3 separate regions of the Mus musculus genome follow, and all the other regions are linked to region 2. The links are chromatin loops, found by intact Hi-C in ENCODE. Cell type or tissue: left cerebral cortex. All regions are shown on one strand.

What was found. A loop is a pair of places that touch in the nucleus more often than their neighbours do. Peaks named below come from ENCODE experiments on the same cell type or tissue, not always from the same donor. Only the 100,000 strongest peaks of a DNase experiment are listed, where the experiment ranks them.
Region 1: a loop joins it to region 2, with 4 times the contacts of the local background. A loop is called at or near these places in 19 of 42 quality-filtered maps.
Region 3: it touches region 2 in a loop (3-fold over the local background); 14 of 42 quality-filtered maps call a loop at or near these places.

Annotation. Positions count from the first base shown.
Region 1 is chr1:186,389,302-186,397,301 of GRCm38, forward strand. No RefSeq gene overlaps it. Among named protein-coding and RNA genes, the nearest start is that of Gm35341, 15 kb to the right of the region's middle. In left cerebral cortex, a CTCF peak has its summit at 3,878 (motif pointing right); a DNase peak (open chromatin) is centred at 3,911.
Region 2 is chr1:186,701,339-186,709,338 of GRCm38, forward strand. It overlaps Tgfb2 (transforming growth factor, beta 2), which reads right to left and starts at 4,651. Exons shown (of 7, transcript NM_009367.4): 1 at 3,091-4,651. The coding sequence starts at 3,436. Gm35655 (a long non-coding RNA gene) reads left to right here. Exons shown (of 2, transcript XR_373811.4): 1 at 1-1,893; 2 at 2,189-2,465. In left cerebral cortex, CTCF peaks have their summits at 3,202, 4,176 and 4,376; DNase peaks (open chromatin) are centred at 3,208, 4,124 and 4,640; H3K4me3 peaks cover 3,619 bases; H3K27ac peaks cover 2,452 bases.
Region 3 is chr1:186,237,128-186,245,127 of GRCm38, forward strand. No RefSeq gene overlaps it. Among named protein-coding and RNA genes, the nearest start is that of Gm35201, 100 kb to the left of the region's middle. In left cerebral cortex, a CTCF peak has its summit at 4,183 (motif pointing right); DNase peaks (open chromatin) are centred at 3,924 and 4,172.

The DNA of each region.
Region 1 (8,000 bases), 310 kb before region 2:
CTCAAATTCATAACTCTTCTTCTTTATTATTACATGCTTATGAGTGTGTGTGTGTGTGTGTGTGTGTGTGTGTGTGTGTGTGATATCTACTGAATCCCTTTGTTATTGCTCATAGGTACATGTGTTTAAGACTGACTTGGGATTGGATAACATATCAGGGGACTCATCCCTAAAAATGCCTGGGTCTCCTTCCTTCAGCAGCCATAAACTACTTATAGATTTCCATCTAGGGGCGGGGCTTTAAAAGATTCCCCCATCCATTTTGGAATGTCACCTGGCCTTGTCACTGTGCGGGTCTTTAGGCAACCACATCTTCAATCTCCTTGTCATTTATAGAAGACATTATCCCACAGTGAACGTTCTGGTTGTCTGACTCCTATAATCTTTTTACTCTCCTTTCTCTATCAATGCCTCTTGTATCCAGAGTAGGAAGTAATCCAGGCATTACGACAAGTTTATATTATGTTCTCCATACTAGAAAATGAGAAGAAAAACAGATAATATGATCTAGAAGAGTTTTAAAAAGGCTTTATAACTGTTTCAGAGTATGTTAGAGTCCTCTGCCCCAGCAGATAGGTTGACATTACATATTAGGTATTTCTGAGGCTGATACTAGTCAAGTTTTCCTACATATTCACCAACCTATAGGAGGAATATCCAACTCTAAGCTGTAGACATTTAATAAATATCTGACGTCCTCATGGCTTAATCTTCTTTGAAATAATAGATGTTCAGTTTAGTTAGTTTTGTATTAAAATACATAGCGTAAAATGACTTCCTGGTGTCTTCACTAGAAGGCTGACAATGTGTTCCCCCAGTTTCTAAGAACAGATTCTTACCCATTCATTGATTTTTCTCCCATATAGTTTTCTCCTTTCAAGATAAAAATATCATTTTCCACGTCCTTCCTGCCTTATCCCCTCTGTGAAATGCAAAGCTCTTTGTCAGCCTTTTGGAAGAAGCAAAATATACTTTGAAGTAAATACTGCATTACCAGACCAGGGAACTCATAGTGTATACAGATCAGTTGAGCAATTCCTCATCATAGAAGCTATTTGCCTCAATACTGGTGACACACCATTAAGATTAGACTTGGAAAGAAAGGAGATTTCCAATTGTGTTTGCCTTTTCATTCCAACTGGGTGTACAAGCATAAACATGTCTAACGAAATCACTGTGTTTGTTAGAGCTCTTATGTTTAGAGAAATGGACTTACTTGTTTTGCGTGTATATTCATCCAATTGATTTTTAGGTAGTTGCCCTTCTCCTCCAACAAACATGTCCCCTTTCAGCCTCAGCTGGTCTGCCCCTTCCTGCCTCATTCCCACATGAGTAGAAGCTGAGTCTGATCTGACATTTGGGCTGGGCATAAAATGGTATTTCTTAGAAAGATCCAAATGAAATGGATGGGGTGGTGAAGACAGGAGTATTATAGTTCTCTGTGTCATCTGTGTTTCTTTTATACAATAAACATAAAAACTGCCATCCTGACTTCTTTTGTGCCATGGAATAGACTACGTCAGGCAGGAATGCCCTCCTTCCGTACTTCCTTCATCATCCCCAGTCCTTCTCTTCCCCAGTGTTTTCCATCAGAGTGACTGGCAAAGAGAGTGGAACAAGAAGTCACCACCTACGGTGTTCTGAACAGAATCAATGTCTGGCACTTTACAAAGTAAGACAGAATGTTTTATTGGCTCTTAACACTTTTCACACACTTCCTCAGGGAGAGAAGGCAGATCGAGGGAGGTGGATGGCAGAGAGGGTCAGGAACCTGACTAGCTTCACAAACCTACCAAGGATGTTTAGTGACTTTGTAGCACTTCCCCATTGATGACTTTGCTTAGATTTCTCTACATTGTCTGAACAGATTTAACCTTTCTGCTAATAAGTGCAATGCAGAATTGCAGACTCCCTTCCCTGAAAGCAGAAGCCAAAGGGTTTGGCCATCTGGGTCCAAACAGATTCTAAAGGAGGTATATGGCTCTTGGAGTCCCAGAGCATGGAGCCAAATCCTGAATCTGAGGTGTCAGTGAGCCCTGCAGACCCACCTCTGGATCTGTACCAGGTCTCATGGTGAATTCTAGAGCCTAATGGCTTCCACCTTCCAAATGCTGAGGTTTCAGGTTGTGCCTCGCCAAATCTTGCTCCCAAGGATTTTTTCTTTTGTTTTTCCTTCCTTCCTTCCTTCCTTCCTTCCTTCCTTCCTTCCTCCCTCCCTCCCTCCCTCCCTCCCTCCCTCCCTCCCTCCCTCTCTCTCTCTCTCTCTTTCTTTCTCTCTTCTTTTTTTAAAAAAGTTTTAAATCATTTTTTACAGTCCAGTCGTTATTTCCCTCCCATAGTTCCTCATCCCATTCTTCCTCCTCCATCTCCAAGATGATGTCCCCACCTCCCCCATTCCCCTCAGCCTTCTCCACTCCCTGGGGCCTCAAGACTCTTGAAGGTTAGGTGCATCTTCTCTCACTGAGGCCAGACCAGGCAGTCCTCTGTTGTATATGTGTCAGGTGAAGACCCAGAAATAAAACCACACACTTATAGATAGACACTTGATCTTTGATAAAGAAGCCAAAAACATGCAATGGAAAAAAAAGGAAGCATCTTCAATAAATGATGGTGGTCTAACTGGCAGCCTGTATATAGAAAAATGAAAATAGATTCATACTTGTCACACTGCACAAAGGTCCAAGTCCAAGTGGATCAAGGACTTCAACATAAAACCAGATCCACTGAATCTAATAGGAGAGAAAGTGGGAAAGAGCCTTGAACTCATGGGCACGGGGGCTCGGGGGAAGGGGGGATTCAGAACTCCAATGGCTCAGGCTCTAAGATCAAGAATTGATAAATGGGACCTCATGAAACTGAAAAGCTTCTGTAAGGCCCCCAAAGATTTTAAAATGAAAACTAATGGCACCCATTTGAGAGTGTCCTTGGATTTTTCTGTAGATCCCTCTGAGTTGAAGCTCCACCCACACTCCAGGAGCTGGCAAGGCAGAGTCTATTGAGCTAATGAGGTCTTGGTGGGTTTTGTTGTTGGTTTTGTTTTAATCTGGGGGATCTGCCAAGGAGTTCTTATATATTTCCTGAATTCATTGATACAACACCCTGATGTCTAAGGCTATGGTGGAGGCCTAGCTGTGCCCTTGCTCGCCCTGATGAAGGCACTGTATCTGGTAATCGTGTAAGCCATCCTGGATGGGCTTGATCTGCCCTGTGTCCTGAAGGTTTGCCTGGGAAGTAGAAACTCTAAATACACAACTTGTAGAATATGGATCAGAACCTCTGGAACATGAAGTACAGAGTCATATCCCTCATCTGTCCACCAGACACATGGAAATGGGTCCAAAGATATTTATTTATGTACACATATATACATATGTATAAACAAACATATAAATATATAATATTTGTGTGGGTAAACTGAGCTTATTCAAAAGAGGAATCATTTATAGACATCCCAATTTCCAAGTACTTTACAGCCCATAGGCCCTGCTCACACTCACCATCTTGAAATACAGCAACTACATTAAAATTAGAGACATTGTATAAGAAAACTGATATTGTATTTTTTTTAAAGTCAATATATTCAAACATGCACACCTGTCGGAACGTTGTAGACGCAAAGCCTAAAAGTAACCCCAGACTTCATAGTTCTGCTGTGGTTAGCTTTAAAAATGAATATCCATAGTCAATTTCTTTTTCAACGTGACATTATAAACATTCCAAGAAAAAGTGACCAATGTTAAAATAAGCTTCCTTTTCCTGATTTACTTACAGACCCACTTCCTAGAGAGAAACTCCAGGTAGTATCTTCCAGAATATCCCTCAGGTTACAAAACTATCCCTCACATAGCTTTCCTGAAGGTGGTGCTGCTGGGTCATACTCTGACTGATTCTGCGCCTCAGCATTTCCATCGATAAAATGGTGTTTGTCCCTGGTGGCTGCCCTGCTCCCTTCACATGGTGGCGGCTGCTGAGCAAGTGAGACCTAGGAGAGAGGGCGGCCTGGAGTCTGCCAACTCAGACTTAGCGATTATTTGATCAGGTGTCTCAGTCAGGAGAAGCTGTTTCTCATTTTTCAGGGACACACTTGCAATACCACATTCATCCTATAAAACTTTGTCTTAAATGTTTCCCAGAATTTAAAACACATCCCTTTGAAATGTTCATAGGCCCACTTCTTTTTCCTTTCTCCTCATGACAAACTTCATTTTTAACCTGTTTCCTAACCCCTCTATATTCCTCAAGTGGTCTCATAAATAAAGTCCTTCCCAAGAACAAACGTCATTTACTTGTTTCTTTGTTTGCTCTTTCATTTATTTATTTATTTATTTATTTATTTATTTATTTATTTAAACTTAAAGAGCAGAAAGGGTCTCATGACCTTCCCAGTATCCCGGAAGCCCGTGGTGGCAAAGCTGGCGTCAGTAACTCTGGGGTCTCTTTCTTCTGGAGGCTGTACTGTCCATGTGGGATATGTCTGCTTGCATCAGCAAGCTGATTCTTTAACTTTTCCAGGATCAATGTGATTTCCTTAGGATTAGGGTGGGGATGTAGTGTAGGGTTCCTTTAAAAAAGAACTCAAGAAGATGGACTCTAGAAAATCAAATAACCCTATTAAAAAATGGGGTACGGAGCTAAACAAAGAATTCTCAACTGAGGAATACCAAATGGCTGAGAAGCACCTGAAAAAAATGTTCAGCATCCTTAATCATCAGGGAAATGCAAATCAAAACAACCTCAAGATTCCACCTCAGTCAGAATAGATAAGATCAAAAATTCAAGTGACAACAGATGCTGGCGAGGATGCTGAGGATGCTGGGGACAAAGAGGGATACTCCTCCATTGTTAGTGGGATTGCCAACTGGTACAACCACTCTGGAAATCAGTCTGGCGGTTCCTCAGAAAATTAGACATAGTACTACTGGAAAATCCAGCAATTCCTCTCCCGGGCATATACCCAGAAGATGGTCCAACTTGTAATAAGGACACATGCTCCACTATATTCATAGCAGCCTTATTTATAATAGCCAGAAGCTGGAAAGAACCCAGATGTCCTTCAACAAAGGAATGGATATAGAAAATGTGGTACATTTGCACAATGGAGTACTACTCAGCAATTAAAAACAATGAATTCATGAAATTCTTAGGCAAATGGATGCATCTGGAGGATATCATGCTGAGTGAGGTAACCCAATCACAAAAGAACACACATGATATGCACTTACTGATAAGCAGATATTAGCCTAGAAACTTAGAATATCCAAGATACAATTTGCAAAACACATGAAACTCAAGAAGAAGGAAGACCAAAGTGTAGATACTTCGCTCCTCCTTAGAATGGGGAACAAAATACCCATGGAAGGAGTTACAGAGACAAAGTTTGGAGCTGAGACAGAAGGAAAGACCATCCAGATAGTGTCCCACCCGGGGATCCATCACATATACAGCCATCAAACCCAGACACTATTGCATATGCCAGAAAGATTTTGCTGACAGGACCCTGACATAGCTGTCTCTTGTGAGGCTATGCCAGTGCCCGGCAAATACATAAGTGAATGCTCACAGTCATCTATAGGATGGAACACAGGACCCCCAATGGAGAAGCTAGAGAAAGTACCCAAGGAGCTAAAGGGGTCTGCAACCCTATATGAGGAACAACAATATGAACTAACCAGTACCCCCCAGAGCTGTGATTCTAGTTGCATATGTAGCAAAGGATGGCCTACTCGGCCATCAATGGGAGGAGAGGCCCTTGGTATTGTGAAGATCATACGCCCCAGTACAGGGGAATGCCAGGGCTAGGATGTGGGAGTGGGTGGGTTGGGGAGCAGAGCGGGAGAAGGCTATAGTGGCCTTTGGGGATAGCATTTGAAATGTAAATGAAGAAAATATCTAATAAAAATGCCTTAACAAAAAAAAAAAAAAAGACCTCAGGGTCTCTACTGACAGAGCACCATTTCTGGTTGTGTGGCCTCTGATTAGCCCCACACTCAGACACTAGCTAAGAAGATGAGGAAAGATGTAGAGAGAGAGTATGGGAATGGATGTAGGCTAAAGGAATATCATATGACAAAGCCTAGTGACCCTATTCTATAACAGAAAAGAATCTTTATGGACTTTCTTTAACACGAGTTCTAGTAATGTACTATTTGAAAATAGATATTTTGTGGATGGCACTGCGAGTTTAATCTTGGTTTAAATGTTTTAGTATTTTCCCTTCCCAGATTCCAAACAGATTTATCTCAAAACGTGTATGTTTATTATTTTACAAAGTGTTTGGAAAACACCGCTTCTGGTTTACCTGAGTATCAATGGAGTTTTCTCATAGCATAGCTGTTTGATAAACATTTCATTTAGTGGTGATTTGATGATGATGATGATGAAGGTTGAGGTGATGATGAGTTTTGTAAACTAACCTGTTTCTCAATGTATTTATGATGAACTTTTACGTTCAGTATGACTGCTGAGGTGGACATCTAAGCCCCATATTGTTTCTATCAATGAACAGACTTGTGCTTGAATTACCAGAGCACGTATATGATCTTTTTCAGTAAAGATTTCTGTAGATCAGAGTTTATAAAGAGACCCTTCATCTTTCCAAATGTTTTCCCCTTATTCCCTTATTATCAGAGTGATTTCTGATTGATATCAGTTTTCTCATCTTCTCTTAAATCAAAGAAGCCATCATTGAAATGTACCTTAATCCTCAGACATGAAAACATCATTCTCTTAAATGTGTACACATCTTGTAAAGAGCATCTCTAATTCCACCCAGCTTTCTGTCTCCATCTCATCCCCATACCTGACAAAACGACTTAAGGGAGAAAGATGTTGATTTGGTTCATGGTTCCAGATTACAGTCTATCATTGTAGGGAAACTGGGTAGCAGACAGACCCTTACACCTCTTCTTCTTCTTCTTCTTCTTCTTCTTCTTCTTCTTCTTCTTCTTCTTCTTCTTCTTCTTCTTCTTCTTCTTCTTCTTCTTCTTCTTCTTCCTCTTCCTCTTCCTCTTCCTCTTCCTCTTCCTCTTCTTCTCCTCCTCCTCCTCCTCCTCCTCCTCCTCCTCCTCCTCCTCCTCCTCCTCCTCCTCCTTCTTCTTCTTCTTCTTCTTCTTCTTCTTCTTCTTTGGTTTTTTCAAGACAGAGTTTCTCTGTATAGCCCTGGCTGTCCTGGAACTCACTTTGTAGACCAGGCTGGCCTTGAACTGCCTCTGCCTCCCAAGTGCTAGGATTAAAGGCATGTGCCACCACGCCCGGCGACCCTTACACTTCTTACTCCCTGTTAAATCACTCCTGACAGATACACTCAAGAGGAAAATTCTTTATATTATCTTTAGTGAGAGTATAAAAATGTTTAAAGAAGTTTATCCTAAAGTTCAGATAGTTGAGCAAGAAAACCTAAGATGGCACTCAAAAAGACTTAGTAATTTTACTGGATATAGTGAAGGCATGTGGACACTGGGAATGTAAAGTCCACTCAAGGAGAAGCCCCATTCTGCAATGTAAATGGCAGGCATCAATCCTTCAGCTAGCTTAGCATTTATTGTGGCTCACAGGATCTGGGTGTAGCTCAGGGGAGGAGGTGAACACACAGTACAACTTGGATGGTTGGTCCTGTGCCATGAAATCCCCAGCAAAAGAAACTCCATCCTTCGCTCTGAGAATAAATGAGAAGCACACAATTATCTGGGGTTTGCTAACAAAGTGAGTGGCAATGTCCAACGTTTGTCCCAAGTTCCTATTTCCCCACAAGTGTCAACAGCTTTGGGTGTCTTTCCATTCCTTCTATTACAGCTTCTTCTTGCTGTGTCCTCCACTGATGTCATTTCACCCTACAGGAGACAGTCAATAAACTTCAGGCCCCTTAGCCAGACTTTTCAGGCCTCCTGCCATCTGAAAGGAGAATGCTTTTCTGGGTTTTTCTAGTATTAACTTCTTACCCTTCACCCCTCTGCCTCAATGCCCTATGTGTTGTATTCTTGGTATGTGTCATGGTTTGTTTT
Region 2 (8,000 bases):
CCCCATAAATACATTCTTGGCTAAAATTCATACTAGAAGCTTGGCACCTGGCCAGTTCTATTAATATCTACTTATTTATACAGCACACTTGGCCAAGGATAATATTTAAGACAAAGTATGCCTGAGGGCATATACAATATCTCTTGTATTTTCGGTTTTCAATCTCCACATTGCTAAAAAGATTGAGTTTGAACTTTATAAAACGTCCCACCAAGGGCTATCAGCCGTCTGTAGTGATATATAGTCACCAAGCATAATTAGGGCATATTTGTAATACTTGAGTTGAAGTCACTCCCTGAACACTAATAAGTTGGTGGAAAAAAAAAAAAAAAGAGGCGGCGATCTTTCCCATGACTTCTCTATGGGCTTGTGACCCTCTTCAGATTCACTGCAAGATGTAACAGGCACATGCGCTCCCTGTATGCACCACAGTGGCATAGAAGCCAGCCAGCCCTGCTCCTCCAAATCTCCTTGCTTTAAATACAATGGAATGATTCTCTCTCCCTCTCCCTCTCCCTCTCCCTCTCCCTCTCCCTCTCCCTCTCCCTCTCCCTCTCCCTCTCCCTCTCCCTCTCCCTCTCCCTCTCCCTCTCCCTCTCCCTCTCCCTCTCCCTCTCCCTCTCCCTCTCCCTCTCCCTCTCTCTTCTGGAAGAACTCCCTATATCTAGAAAGTCCTGGAAAATCAGTTAACCTACTTTCTATAACATTATCCATAGCCCCTGCTCAGTTGTGTTGAATCCGCTGCTATTAATATACCTTTCTACTCCTAAGCTTCTACACTGAACACAATCTTCTTAAATCTCTAGTTTTCACGTAAAAATGATAGTACATGTGTGTATGTGTGTGTGTGTGTGTGTGTGTGTGTGTATAGTATGTGTGTGTGTGTATGTATAGTGTGTGTGTGTGTGTAAGCATACTTAGGTTTTCATTTAATCGGAGGTTCAGGAGTGGGATACAGAAGAGTCCACATATCGATGTTATTGATACCCTCACATCCTCCATAAAACCTGGGCGGTTCTTCTAACCTGCTCATGACCTTGGTTCTGGGGTTGTCCCTTCTCTGCTCACCTTCATCCATTGGACTGAAGCACTTCCCCTGGTGGCCTGCTCCCTGCACACCTATGCAATGTGAGATTGGATCTTTGTCCTCTTTGCAGACTTCCTGACAGCTAATCTGAGCTTTGGCATGTAAACACCGAAGAAGGAGTTATTCAGCCCCGGATCACATGCCTGTCTGTCAGCCCAAACATCTGCAGAATCAACACACGTATGTGGGAGAAAACTAACTGAGTCAAGCCGTCCCTCAGCCCCAGTGGCTCTGGACTAATTACAATGAACTCCCTTCCCTAGCATCACTGTGGCTCCACCCCAGATAGAAATCCTTATTTCCCAGGAGCAATAAACAGGGCGGACTGTACGCATCCACTGTAGTGGATAGGGCCGTAACTATAATAATAAAACCGTCCTGCTGGCCAGGGTTCCCTGCATCTGTTACGGCACTAAACAACAAGAGAACACTACAGGGTAAGAGAAGTGACCAGAAAGAGTGTGGTTAGACACATGGGTAGACCAACGCTCTGAGGGCACCAAGTGCAAGACGCGGCAAGTCAGACAGCTATGGCTCGTCAAACTAAAAATAAATATTAGGAGAGAAAAGCACCTCCCTGCAATTCTGACTTCTGGGATAAAATTACCAAGATGGCTGCGTTATCTATTTAGGCAAGACACAGAGACTTCACAAAGGCAGCCAGCAAGGATATAGGGCATGAAAGGGGAGGAGAGAACAGAGCAGCCAATGAGAAGTTTACGACAGGGACTTGGAACACAGGGATGCTGAAGTTTTTTTTTTTTCTCTTTCTTTTAGTGTTTCTTCCTGGTGCTTAACCCTCTCAGGTATCACTCAGTGCTGTTGCTGCTGCAAAATTCTCTCTCTCTCTCTCTCTCTCTCTCTCTCTCTCTCTCTCTCTCTCCCTCCCTCCCTCCCTCCCTCCCTCCCCACCCCCTTTTTAAAGAACTCTGAAACAAATCTACACTAACTGTACTCTCCCCTTCCCCCACAAGGCTCCACAATAAATCGCTGCTACTGTATGCCAGCTGTTTCTGAAGCTATTGCTCCCAGCGAAACGGGGAAATATATATATATATATATTTTTTTTTAAATAGCTGTCTTTCCCATCTTCGATTTCAGAACACACAGAAGACCCTGCTGCTTGTGAAAGTGCCGGGACACAGAGTTCAAGGTTGAAAAAGATCATGGAGAATCCCCCTAAGAAAAAACGACCTGCTCCCAGGCTAGCGAGGACTACCTAGAAAAAACGGGAAGTGAAACCTAGTTGAGCCCAGTTAGAACCTTATTTATTCTTTCTAACTGTCCACGTGAGGTCAAAAGGGGACTTGGCAATGCGGCTCTGCAAGAAGACTGAGAGTAAAAACACCCAGAGAGAGCAATAAATGACCCCCCGGAGGATTTAAGGGTTTTGAGTGACCCCCACCCCGTGCGCCCGAAATCCAGCTTGGTGTTGCTGATGCTGACATTCTTAGGGGAGTGAGAGACAATAGCAAAGGTTTGGGGAGTCCCCAGATAGGTCAGCAGGGAAGGGGGGCGCCTTTGAGAAGGCTAGTTTGGAAGCACTTTTTTTAACTCTTTGTGTACCAGTTGGAGGACACCCCCACCCCCACTGCATGCCAACCCGGCAAAGAAAACAAAGTCTACCTTGGTCTCTTAGCATAAGTCATCCCGGGAAGCGCTTTTCTTTTGACAGAAGGGAGCTGATTTGCTAGTTGGTAGACCAGGGGAGAGGAGAAATGCAAACATCTTTTAAAAGGTCTGGGGCATTTGTGGGTAGGGAGTTATGGAGAAATAAATAAATAAAACAGAAGTTGAAGGTTTGCAAGCCTGTGGATCCCTCTCCATCCCACGACTGGAAAGGCAGTGGAAGGGACGAAGGACAGAACGGAAACGAAGCGATCAGGACCCGGGGACTGGGAGAGGAAAGGGCGAACGCCTAAGGCTGCTGTGGATCTGAGGAGCTCCGGGCCAACCTTAGACTCGGGGATGGAAAAGTCGAAAACCACGGAAACTGTACTTACTTTCGGAGGGGAGGTGGGACGGCATGTCGATTTTATAAACCTCCTTGGCGTAGTACTCCTCGTCGCTCCGCTCGCGCTCGCAGGCGGCTGCCCTCCGGCTTGCCTTCTCCTGCAGTAAGTCCCTGGTACTGTTGTAGATGGAAATCACCTCCGGGGGGACCTCATCCGGCTCCGGATAGTCTTCCGGGGGGCTGGTGAGCTTCAGCTTGCTCAGGATCTGCCCGCGGATGGCCTCGATCCTCTTGCGCATAAACTGATCCATGTCGAGGGTGCTGCAGGTAGACAGACTGAGCGCCACCGGGACCAGATGCAGGAGCAAAAAGGTGCTCAGCACACAGTAGTGCATGTTTTTAAAAGGAAGAAACGTTGATGTTGTTATTTAAAGTAAGAAAAAATATATATAAAAAAGAAACTAGTAATTCTCAGAGCGGTCAGGTAGAGTTGTTTTTAATACGAAACTTTTGCAAAGCAGTCGAAAGTTAATGCCCAATAGAAAAACGTCCCTGGCTGGGATTCCTTTAAAAAAGAAAATGCAACGCGTTCCCAACGTGGAGATATTAATATGCGATGCTGGGGCGGGGTGGGGGGGGAATCTCTCACTTTAAGGAGTAAGAAAGGTTTGTTTTTTTTTTCTCCTGGAAGGGAGAGGGTGAGTGGCTCTGAAGTAGAAATAAACTTAAGAGGAAGAAATGGAGTTCAGTGTGTCAGGCTCGGTGCGGAGTGGCTGATCTGAACTCCGATCCTCCGGCCAAAAGGGACGAGACGAGAAGGTCCGGGGGCTGGCAGGAGGCACGCAGGGCCGCGGGGAGCGCTGAGCGGCGGCCGGGGCTGCGCCGGGCTCTAACTGAGAAGTTCAAAGACCGAGCGGCTCGGCCCTGCCTTCCACACGTGTGTGGATGAGTGTGCGTGTGGATGTGTGCGCGTGTGCGCGCGTGCGTGCGCGCGCGCCGAGGGCGAGCCTGGCGAGCCGCGGGGAGGCAGATGCGCCCCGGAGCGGCTCACTCGGAGACTCGGTGGGATACTGTCCGCCCCGGAGATCCACAGAGGCCGGAGCAGGCGGCGAGGATCCCGCTCCTGCCGGCCGCGCTGTGGCCTACACCCGGCTGGGTCGCTCCACGTTGCAGCCGCCGCTGCTGCCTGCAAAGAGGGCCAGCCTCCAGCTCGGTCCTTCAGATCCTCCTTTTCTTGCTCCAGGCGGCCAAGGGCGACAGCGATCGGCCACCTCCTTAACCCCTGTGGAACAACACCGCCTCCTGGGCGCGTTGGCTGCGGGCTGCCCCGGGACTCGCACCCTTCCCTAGCTTCTCCTAGCTTCCACCAAGGTTGCACTTTCTCGCTTAGGGTAAGTAGGTACTTGCGACCCTAAAATAGACCTCTGCCGATCCTTCTCTCCGCAGATGGGTTGCTCCAGAATGGCTCTTTAAACCCTAATACTTCTCTCCATCCCTGACGCCTGCCCCAGAGCTCAGCTCTCAGCGCCTTCTCTCTTTCTCTCCCACTCGCTCTCCTGCCGGCAGTTTCAGCAGCTCTGCTCCGAGCAAACCTGCTGCCAGCAGATAACATCACGATTCTGCCCGGAGCAGAGTTTTATATGTGCTCCCCAAACCACGTGTTTGCCTTCAACAAAGTGACGCGCTAGGATTACAGTCAGAAGTCCTCTGTTACTAAGACCACGAGCTCTGGACCATTGGAGGGGGTGTGGAAAAGGGGGACGGCCAGTAAGGGAGGGCGACTGGCATGAGGAATTTGCAGTAGTCACTGTCTGTGATCACCAAGGGTCTGTGTGTGGAGGGGCAGGCAGCTAAGCATCCCGTTTCTACATGGTGGGGATCACTCATTCGCAGCTTCCCTGAGTCCCTCCTGTGTTGAGTGCGTGCCCATGCATGTACAGGCGTGTACACACACACACACACACACACACACACACACACACACACACACACACACACACACACACTGTGCTCCATGGAGCTCCAGCCCAGCCCTGAAGACATGCCTTCCAATCTGAGACTGCTGACCTAACTCTTGAGTTCTCCGGGATTCCACAGGTTGTTTTTCATTAGCCTGTTTACAATCCAGCCCTGTTTGCCTGTGAACCAGCAGAATACAGAAGTGTCCCTTTCACCCAATGCATGCTCTGTATCACTGCTTTGAATAAAGGAACTGTTGCCTTCTTTATGTGAGCCCCTGCTCATGTGGCTTTCTCCTCAGCCTTCCTAGACAAGGATGACCCACCATCTTCTGCCTGTCGCAGCATTATCTAAGACACCTGGGTTTTAAATGTTTGCTGTCTCCTGTCACACAGTATCATAACTTGACATTTTCTACTTCAACTTGCTCAAACTGGTTGGATAACAGAATCTTTCTTCCCACTGGTCTTTCCCCTTTAGTCAAAGTCAACATTTCAATCTTAGTGATGACTCTGTGGCCACGATGACTACACAGGTTGTTAAAGCTGGAAACTGTTGAGAATTCCCCCAGGTTAAGACCTCAGTATCATTTTCCTAGTTCAAAAGGATCAAACCTTTAGGGATGCATACATGTGTATGTGTGTGTGTGTGTGGGGGGGGTTATATTCTTACTAGAGGGAGCTGTAATGATATGTAATGATATAGCTGGCATACATTATATACAGCAATGAACATTATTATTTGTATTTCACAGACAGGGAGACTGAGGCCATAGGAAGTGAGGTCTGTTGTTGCAGAAAACAGGAAGGGGTGGGTCTGGGTTTTGCAGAGAGAGCCCGCCCACCTCCTGGGTTCTTTCCCACCATGTACTTGGAAGAAGTATAAGGTCCCAGAACATGTGACAAGCAGGGATCCGGGGGTTCCGTAAGTGTGGGAGCTGCAGAATAATCTACTGCCCTCTTACAGAATCAAGACCCCCCCACAGTCATGTTCTATGTTCTAAGATTCCTGCAGAAAACTCTCTCTTGAATTATCATCTCCCCACCCACCTTGAACACAAAATTCTTCTACTCCACTGGCCCTGAGGAACACCCTGGCATGAATGAATTGTTCCAACACGCACCTAAATGATTCTAAAAACCTCCATTATTGGCAGACTTCTTCCTTCAAGGTCAGCCCCAGGCAGACGGGTTCGACCACCACCACCTTACGATTCTCTAAGCTGAAACAGAACTGATCAAGAACTCCTGCCTGTGGGCTGATGGTCCCATCAGCTGGAGTCTCCCAGTGAGTCCCATTCTGATCCAGCTGTACAGAGAAGACACAGAGCAGGAGCTAGAGCTACCGAGGGCCAACGTCACAAGTTTGTGGGGATGCTTTCGGGAAAATCTGTTGAGCACATAGGTAGGGTGTTCTCGGCAGCCACTGAGCCTTTTACTGGGTGCTGAGACTGCCTGGGGAACAGCCATAGGTACATCAGAGGATGAGCTGACATGGCTGAGGATATGAGTGGGCAGAGCAGAGCAGTAGCAATCCCCCTGTACTTCATGTGGGAAAGTCGGTACTCCATCCATGCAGGCGGGCGCCCCTCTCAGGATCGGTACCCACACTCCTGTGCATGATAGTAGCTGAGAACTTAGAGCTCTCTACCCCTTAGGCCTGAGGCCAGACCTCTTCCTAAAAGGCTCCTTTAGTTTTCTCCCCAAAGCCCAGGCAGGAGTTGACAGACACATCTTCTCTGTCTCTCGGTGTGACTGAGCACAGTGACTGAATTCAGCAGGAGAGGAGCCTCTCTTGTCTCACGGGAGAGCAGTTCTCCAGAGCGGATCTTGGTTGTCATAAATGAATCCTGTCTTCGGCAACACTAAGGCTTCTGCCATCTCCATATTCAGGAAACAAAACCACCATATTTAAGGATCATAAGTGCTCAGAGCGCTACGCAATAAGGTAAGAGAGCACATTACATACACAGTCTTTACTACCCCAGTGGTAAGGGGGACTGGACCACGCTGTAGTTCAAAGTCCTGCACTGTGGCTTTATGAACCTAAGGAAGTTATTCAGAGACTGTTCCTCACCTGTGAGAACGGGGTCATATGCAGAAGACTATAGGGAGGGGGGGTCATCATACAAGGCATGGGAAGTGTTTATAACAAAGTCGGACCCTAGTGTCTGCTCATTAAACTAGGTCCTGTTATCCCCTCTCCATCGCAGCCAGGCATGTCTGTGTCTGGTCTCCACTCATCACCCAGGAAACACGTAGGAAAGGGGTCACCCAAATCTGCTGTGGCATTCTGCCCCTCGGTAACTAGAATAAACAGCTAAGAAACACACTTTTGATGAAATACAATACAAACCTGCTATCAAAGTCCAGTTAGGCATTAGACATTAAGGTCTCTGAACACCCTAAAGTGAAATGTTTGCTTTCTAGGCCAGAGAGGTTGAGGAAGAGGAAGCAGCTGTCTCGACCAGCAGCCCTGACTACTCATTAATGGGTCTGTTATTCACTTCAGCAGTGTAGAGCACCCACAAAACAAGGCTGCTCATAGCTGACCTGGGGTTTGTCTCCTGTTTGTCATGGTTACGGTCTGGTCTGGGGTCTCCTTCCTCTCGTCATAGAGGAACTTATCTGGGACAATTTGGAAAGTGTTCTCAATGCTTTCTAGCATTCAAAACCCAAAACAAACAAAACAAACAAAACAGGAAGTGTGTGTGTGTGCGGGGGGGGGGGGGGGGCGGGGGATATGAAGCTGCAAATGTTTTTTCAATCACTGTGACAGTAAGTGCAAGGATAATTCTTTTCCACTCTTCCTGGTAACTTCTATCTGGGCAGTTACTTATTTGTGTGAGTATGCGTGCCATGGCACAACTGTGGAGGTCAAAGATTAGCACTCCTCCTACCATATCGCTCCTGGGACGGGAACTCAGGTCGCCATGCCTTTTCCCTCAGAGCCACTTCACTGCCCTGACTCCCATTTCATCTGAGTCTATAACTCAGTAAC
Region 3 (8,000 bases), 460 kb before region 2:
ATGAGTGTTCTTTAATCCGTGCTTGATGTGTTCCCTTCAGAAAGTCATTTATGGGGAAACCCTTTCTCCCCAGCCATTTTGTTTGGTGACTGTTGAATAATGGGCGCAGTAGACAATGACTCTTCGGGGTGGAGGGATGCTAAAGGTGGGAGAGCAAAGATGGGGTACAAGGGTGTGTGCTCTCTCCGGCATGGGCCCTGAAGCACAGAGGCTGCCATTGTCTATGGTATATCTGGACTTGGAATTAGCATGACTGCGTTTGGCTGGGTTAGGAGGAGAAGAACAGCATTCCCAAAATCCCACTCCATTTTTTTTTTGTTTTAATAAACTTGAATCCTTTGCACTGCCTGGGCACAAAATTACTGACTGACATGCTAAACCTATTAAACAACGTATTTTGCAAATTCTGAAAGAAGGAAAATGCACTATGAAAAAAAAATTACAGATGCTGAGAGGTTGTAATGCGGTTAACATGGGGGACCAGATCCAGCTCTGTTCTGTGGATTGCTATTAGCTTACTCCTTAAATCTCTGCTGGCCATGTAGCTCACGTCGTTCCCCCAAACGCAATCATTCCTCTTTTATCTGATCTCCTACAGTCTCTCTGTTTTATCAATATCTGACAGCAATTCCCAAAGATCCAGTAGAGTCCACTGTAATAGCCTTGCGTGCACTCTTGTCTCCCTTTGAAATCCAATACCTTAGCAGTGAAATAATTTATTGTGCTTTGTTTGGGGCTTTTATTTTTTGCATGTGTTTTGATACTATCCGTTTGAAAGGGATTGTTTGGAAATTTAAACCAACTGTTAGACTTGGAGTTATGAAAGCAAGATTTCTCCTAAAATCCCTCATAAGCCTTCACTGCTTAGTGTAGCAAATGTCACAGAGTCCCTGGGTCTAGCAATTATGGGAAAATGAAGAAAAATATGTCTTGGGGTCACAGCTGGTGGATGAAGCCATACAGGGGATCCAGTGAGCCAGAAAGAAAAAAATAACAATCAATGACAGTCCTATTTTTCTCAAAACTTCTGTAATGATATGGTTGTCAGAACCTGGCGATGTGTATTTCACTGGTTTGACCTTCCGCTGGAGATGGCTGGGGTCCCGCTGTGAGTCCACATCCTGGGTCCTGCATTTCTATTCTTGACTCCTGAAAACTGCCTTTTATAGGCACAATCTGGGAATGTCTTTATGGGCACACCACAGTCTTATATGTGCATTGTGAAATTAAAAAGCAAGACTTGTTCCAGGGAAGCTGTCGGCGGAGAACTATAAATCTTGATGGGTAGGAAAATATGCATTTCAATCAAAAGATGAGAAGCAGAGATGGCCAGCAGCAGAGTCCTCTGAGGAGGGGCTCCACAGGCTCAAGCCCTTGCCCCATCGCACCATAGCTGCCCTCCCCAAGGCTTCTGACCCCACCACCCTCAGACCACCACTGCTCTTCACTGTCTAAAATCTCTGCCTCCTTCCTGGCTGGATCACAGATTTGAGGCATGAATGAAAAGTGTTTTGTTTTCTTGCTAACCTGTGAAAATGTAGTTTTTGCCAGGGCTCTGGCAGGGTTCCTCCTCTTCCTCTTCACCCTTCATCCTCTTCCTTTATTGTGCTTTGGTTTGGGCTTTTATTTTGGCATGTGTTTTGATACTATCCATTTGAAAGGGACTGCCCTCTTTTTCTTCCTCTTCTTCCCCCTCCTCCTCTCCCTCCTTTTCTTCCTGTTCCTCTCCCTCCTCCATTTCTTTCTCCTCCTCCCTCCACTGTCTCCTCCTCCTCTCTTTCTTCTCTTCATTCTTTTCTGCCTCTCTTCTCCCTCCATCATCTCTCCCTCCTTTTTCTCCTTCTCCTCTTCAACCATGCCCTCCTCTTCCTTTTCTTTCTTACATAGGCATATTTCTACCATGATAGATCATGACATGCAGTTGTAACTTCATAGAAGTAAGTCAACTATGTTTCTCAGTTGGCATCTTTAAAAACAAAAAAACTTTACTTCTTATTGTTCTTCTCAGGCAAGGTAGACATGGCTCTGCTTGCTTCTGAAGTTCATGCCTCATCACCAGAGTGGACAGATTAGGGAAGAGTCAGGCAAGGGAAGCCTCCCTGCTTCCTTAAAACAAGTAGAGGTGCAGCTGGTAGAATAAAGCGTAGGGAGGGTGGGGTATGGAGGTCCATGCCAAGATGTGCCCCTGAGAAATTACACCATCCTACAGATAAGTGTAAGGTCTATTGGGGGAGGGGAGAGTGAAGCACCCATCTTGGAGTGGGGGCATGAGAGAGAAATAGAGGCAGACAGGAAGGGAAGATGGGAGAAAGAAGAGAGAAGCTAGAGAGAGATGTGAGAGAGAGAGAGAGAGAGAGAGAGAGAGAGAGAGAGAGAGATCTGGAGCATCCGGGGACCTTTTACGTGCAGCACACATCTGGAACACCTGGTGGTAATGTAAACTGCTGTTAGGTCCCGAGGGCAGGCCAGTGGAAATGCCAGTTTGCTGCCGGAAGCCATCTCTGTCTATCCCATATAGAAAAGGCCACTTTCTTCTTCCCTTGGGAGCTTGAGTGTCTCCAAGCTAAGGCTTGGAACTCATCAAGACAGCTGCTTTCCTGAAACTAGTCATGTTTTCAAAATATTTGGTCATTTTATTGTTGACCCACCAAGTAATTATTTGATAGTGTTGGCTAAACTTGAATTGTGGGTCATGGTATTCTAGTATATTAGGGGCTAGGAACCAGACTTGTTTCTAATGTTTCATTTTTCTTCTTATTTCTAAAATGCTTTTGATAGAAATACAATTATATCCCTTCTCTCCTTCCTCCCAACTCTTCATACTCAAAAACCTCTCCCATGTTTCCCCAATTCTCAGGTTGACAGCCTCTTTTTCTATTTTATTATTATTATTACACGCACACACACACACATACAGACACACTCCACTCACACATGTGCACACACACACACTCACGCACACACCTACTGAATCTGCCTTTTGTTATTAGTATATATATGGTCTCAGGGTTGACCATGATGCCTTGGACAGCCAGTAAGAGGGCTGATCCCCAGGAAAAATTAATTCTTCTCTTAGCAGTCATTGGTTGCCTGTAGTTCCTTGTCTAGGGTGGGACTCTAAATTTTTCCACCTTCCAGGTTAACATATTCACCGGTAATATCATTGTTCCATAAGTTTTGTTTACACTGGCATTCTCAGGGGAGACTGCTTTACGTCAGATTTCCTGGTGTCCTGTCCTTTACATTCTTCTGAGATGTTCCCTGATATGTAGATGTGGGAACTGTGATGTATAGACCTGTGTGACATGTAGATCTGTGTGATATACAGCTATATCGGTTAAGGAAGGGCTCCCCACTGAGCTGTTTTCTCAGAGGGTCTCCTGACACTGTAAAGAGGAACTTCTTTGGTCGCAGGTGGCTGTTACACTTCTCCAGGAAAGATGAAGTAGGCACTTTAGTCTCTAATTCTTAAGGATCTTACCATATGTGAGAGAAGACTGACACCTAAGTCAGTGCATATAAACAATAACGTTTTTACCATAACCAGTCTTTAAGCAGCAGAGTCCTCAAATCCTGATGGTCCGCAGAATATTGGTGGCCAGACTTTCTTAATCTGTAGCAGTCTGTATCCTCCCCAGACTTGTCATGTTAAAACCTGACGCTGACTGGATATGGCATCTCCCTTCATGTGTGCTCACCTGCACTCTACAAACTTTGCATCATGCACTCGAGTTGTTTCTCTACATCAAATTTAATCCATTCTCAGATACAAACCGCCGGTTTAAATATTGCAGTGTTCCAGACGCCTGCTAGAGTAATTACTTTATTAGAGATTCAAAACGGAACTCTTGATTTGCATACATGAAGGTTTAGCAGCTGCAAAGACGCCTCTTCATAAGTTGTACCAACTACTTTCTATAGCACAAGAGCCGGCAGAGCCATGCAAGGAAGGGAAGGTCTACATTGGCTCACAGTTTCAGATAGCTCTCAGTCCACCATGCCCAGGAGGTGAGCTTTTGGAAGCCTGTGATGAAGACAACTTACATGGCAACTTACCAGGACATGTGTTATGCAGGATTATAACCAGACTATAAGCTGTGAACCCCACTTCAGCCAGCCTACTCCACAGTTTACAAACTGGTGCCACAAACTGGAGACCAAGTATTCCAACATGAGCCTGCAGGGGGCACTTCAGACTCAAACCATTACAGGGGTGTACATGTAACCTCAGGAAAGACTGGAATCCTGGAGCCCAGGTTAGCTTTGCTATGTGGGTGCTAGTGTAATTTAGACCTAGGATAGATGGGTGCAGTCATGCCTGAGCATAGCAACCAAACAAAACAAATGCCGCCGCTAGAGTCTGATGATAGTTAAAGATCAGCTCTTATGAAGATGCAGATTTTTCTAGAAAAAATGCAGCAGGATCAAGGTTGCTTTTGACCAGGAAATGTTGGGAGTGCTTCTGGAGTGGGTGTCTCGTCTACAAGCTGTCGGGTTCCATGTGTACCCCATACTAGTGCTCATCCCACAGCACTGAACTGGCTTCTGTGGGAATATCTCCCAGCAGTCTGCTAACAGTGAAGAGGTAGAGATATGAGGATAAATTAATTGAGTCAACAAACATGTATTTAGCCTTTACTGTGCACTCAGCGCTGGGTAGATACAGGAAATGGCGTGGTGAATTCTATGCTTATGAAAACTGCATTCAAATTCAGGAAACAAAACCAAGTTCTTGTCTTTGAACTGGTTCACAGGGACGGTCTAGTCAAATGCTTAGTTAGCATTCTGTTAATCTGTATGACAGTTTTGTGGGTTTCTTATTTTTAATATCAGTAGAAAAGGAAATAAATGGGACCCTGAGATTATCATTATCAGAGAATACTGGAGGTTAAAAGGTCCTGTTAATACTAAGAGAAGATTTAAAGATTTAATATAACTAAATATGTTCTTATTATGCTTTCTTTAGCCAAGGCATTCTTTGATTTTAAAAGTCTGTACTGGTTTTGGCACCAGCTTGTCACCGGAAGTACCCTACTACTTCCTATAATCTTTTAAGACATGAAGAAATAACTTGAGCTGTTTGCAGAAGTTGGGAGAAAATGAGGGGTCCCGACATCAATAGAGGGAGCACCACCTCTCAGCATCCAGTGGAAGAAATCCTGACTTCCTCCAGTAGACCCAAGGACAGAGAAACAAAACTCTTTCCCCGACAGGGTTGTATTTAGTAGTTCTTGAATATTCCATCTTGTCACAGATATGTCCTGGACCCTTAACAAGGCAAACTCAAAAGGGGTTTTGTTTTGTTTTGTTTTGTTTTTCCTGATAAATAATAGAATTATCCTTTGTTCAACATGGAGCAATATAACTCCCTCCCCTTAAGCTTTTTGATAAAGTAAGACAAAAACACTCTAGGTAGAAAATCTGTTCCCTCCACTAAGATCCATACAGAAATGAAGACTTAAGTCCTGAATGTGGCCCTCTGCACCCCAGGATGAGGGTCTATTGTGTGGGAGACTTCTCCTGGGGAGAAGCCACAAGCATATATCCTAAATCCAGAAAGGGGATTTACAAAAGGCCAGCATCCAACTTGGTGAACCAATGAGATTTCATTGAGGTTCCTCACAGGGCTGTGGGTCAGGGGTCACTTATAGGAACAGGGATAACTGGAAATTGGCTATAATACCACAAGCCCACCCCAGCATGGAAGCTGTGTCTCCCAGAGCTCTCTGCACAGCTTGCAGGCAGCTCACAAAGTCTGAGAAATTGCCTCCACTAGACTGCTCAGAATTTTTCTGCTTGTATGAAACTGAGGAGTTGCCTTGTGAATCTTGCAAGTTTCAGCTTTTTCCAGACATGTTTATTTATCCTCTCATCCTCTCGGGAACTTCTCCTTCCCTCCTGGACGGATTGTTTCAGTTCAGCATTAACTGCTGTACACCAGGTTTCTACACTAAGTAAAAAGGAGAGGGTGGCTTGAGCATTAGTTGTCCGGCTCTGTAAGGGTGCAACCAGCTGCCATACTTCTGCTACTGCATAGGATGGCCTGTGTTCTCAAACTGTGAGCCACACTAAAGCCTTCCTTTTTTAAGGAGCTCCAGTGGATGGAGAGACTCTAGCAGCAAAGGCATGGCTCTAGCAGGCCTTGCCCTTCTCCCCCATTCCCTCTGACTTGTTAAAAACTGTTAGATGGCCGGGCAGTGGTGGCACACGCCTTTAATCCCAGCACTTGGAAAGCAAAGGCAGGCAGATTTCTGAGTTCCAAGCCAGCCCGGTCTACAGAGTGAGTTCCAGGACAGCCAGGGCTACACAGAGAAACCCTGTCTTGAAAAACAAAAAACAAAAAACAAACAAACAAACAAAAAACTGTTAGATGACATTCATTTTTTAAATATATAGTTTAAATTATTTCATTTTTACTTATAATTATTTTTTGCACACACACACACACACACACAGAGGATGAAACTGACAAATAACACAGAGACAATTTCTATATTGGCTCAACCATGAAAGATTAAAAAAAAAAATCAAAGCAGACATGATATGCCTGCTGACATACAAGTGCTTTTCATAAGGTGACTTCTTAAAACACATAAAGTGACAGGAGACATATAAAATGAAGAGTCATATACCCACCTTCCTGCTTGGGCAACAGAATACAGTTGCCTCAGTCCTAAAAGCTAGCGCCCACCGTTTATCACCCTTCTCCTCCCCATGAGGCTGACCAGCAAGGTCCAGCTACCAAAGTCTTGAAGTCCAGCAATCAAAAGCCCCCTTTAGCTCTCCTAATTAAAGTTAAACACCTCACCCTAACATGGGCTTTCCTCTCTTAACTTTACAAACTGCCATTTGCCTGTGGGGCCACAGTTGTCTCCTCTCTATCCAGAGCCAGTCCTTTGTTCCTCCCTACCCTGGAACACACTCCTCTTCTCAGTCCCATTTCTCCTTCTCCTCTTTATCTCATCTTTGTCTCTTATCCTCTGCCTTTTGTCTTTGTGGGACAAATAAATCTCTGTGCTGAGTACTTAGTCTTGCTCCCCCACCCCACTCCCCACTCCACCCCACCCCCGTGACAGATATCGAGATCTTTTCTCACAGAGATGGGGAAAACAGTCCTGGCTTTCTTTTGGGCTGTGCTGACCAGCGATTTGCACACGGGTCGTAATGCTGTGTTTTCGTTTTCTCCTCCTTCCATTTATCAGGTTTGATCACACACTGCTGAGGTGATGAGACCATGCACACTCTTGCATAACTCTCAAAGAATAATTAATTAATCTAGGAAGAGGAAAATTTTGTTTTTATCTTACTGATCCCATAGCTCAAGGGCAGACTAGATTCTTGTCTATATCTCTCCACCTAAAAGGACCTCTAATGTCTATTCTTGCAGTAGTGAACCCTGGGAGAAGAATCAGGCAAAGATGATGGAACATCTAGGCATAAGAAATAAAAAACTTGGACGAGGTGGAATAATTAGAGATATGAACTAAAAGGAACAAAGTTTTCAGAACTTTACATTAGAAGACATTTAAGAAAGAAGAATTAAATTAATAAATTCCCAAGCCCTCCTTAAAGAAAAATAGGGGCTTCTGTGTGAGAGCATTCTGCAGTTCAAGGATATCGCTGCTGTACAGTGAACTAAAGGTCAGCTGTGCACTAACTTAGAGACCTTGTCTGAAAAACAATGTTCTTTTAAAAAAGACAATTAAACCTGGGGATGTAGCTCACCGGTAGAGCCTCTCCTCAGCATGTACAATGTCCTGGCTTCAGTCCCTAGTGCTGATTATATTATGTATGTATATATATATATATATATATATATATATATATATATATGTATATGTATCAGATTTTACATGTATATGTATCATATATATATGTGTGTGTATGTATATGTATATATAATACATATATACATACATGTATATGTATCAGTTTTTCTCTCATTCAGAGTCTCAAGTCTGTAATATATATATTACAGAATCAAGGCTCTGAATTGGGGC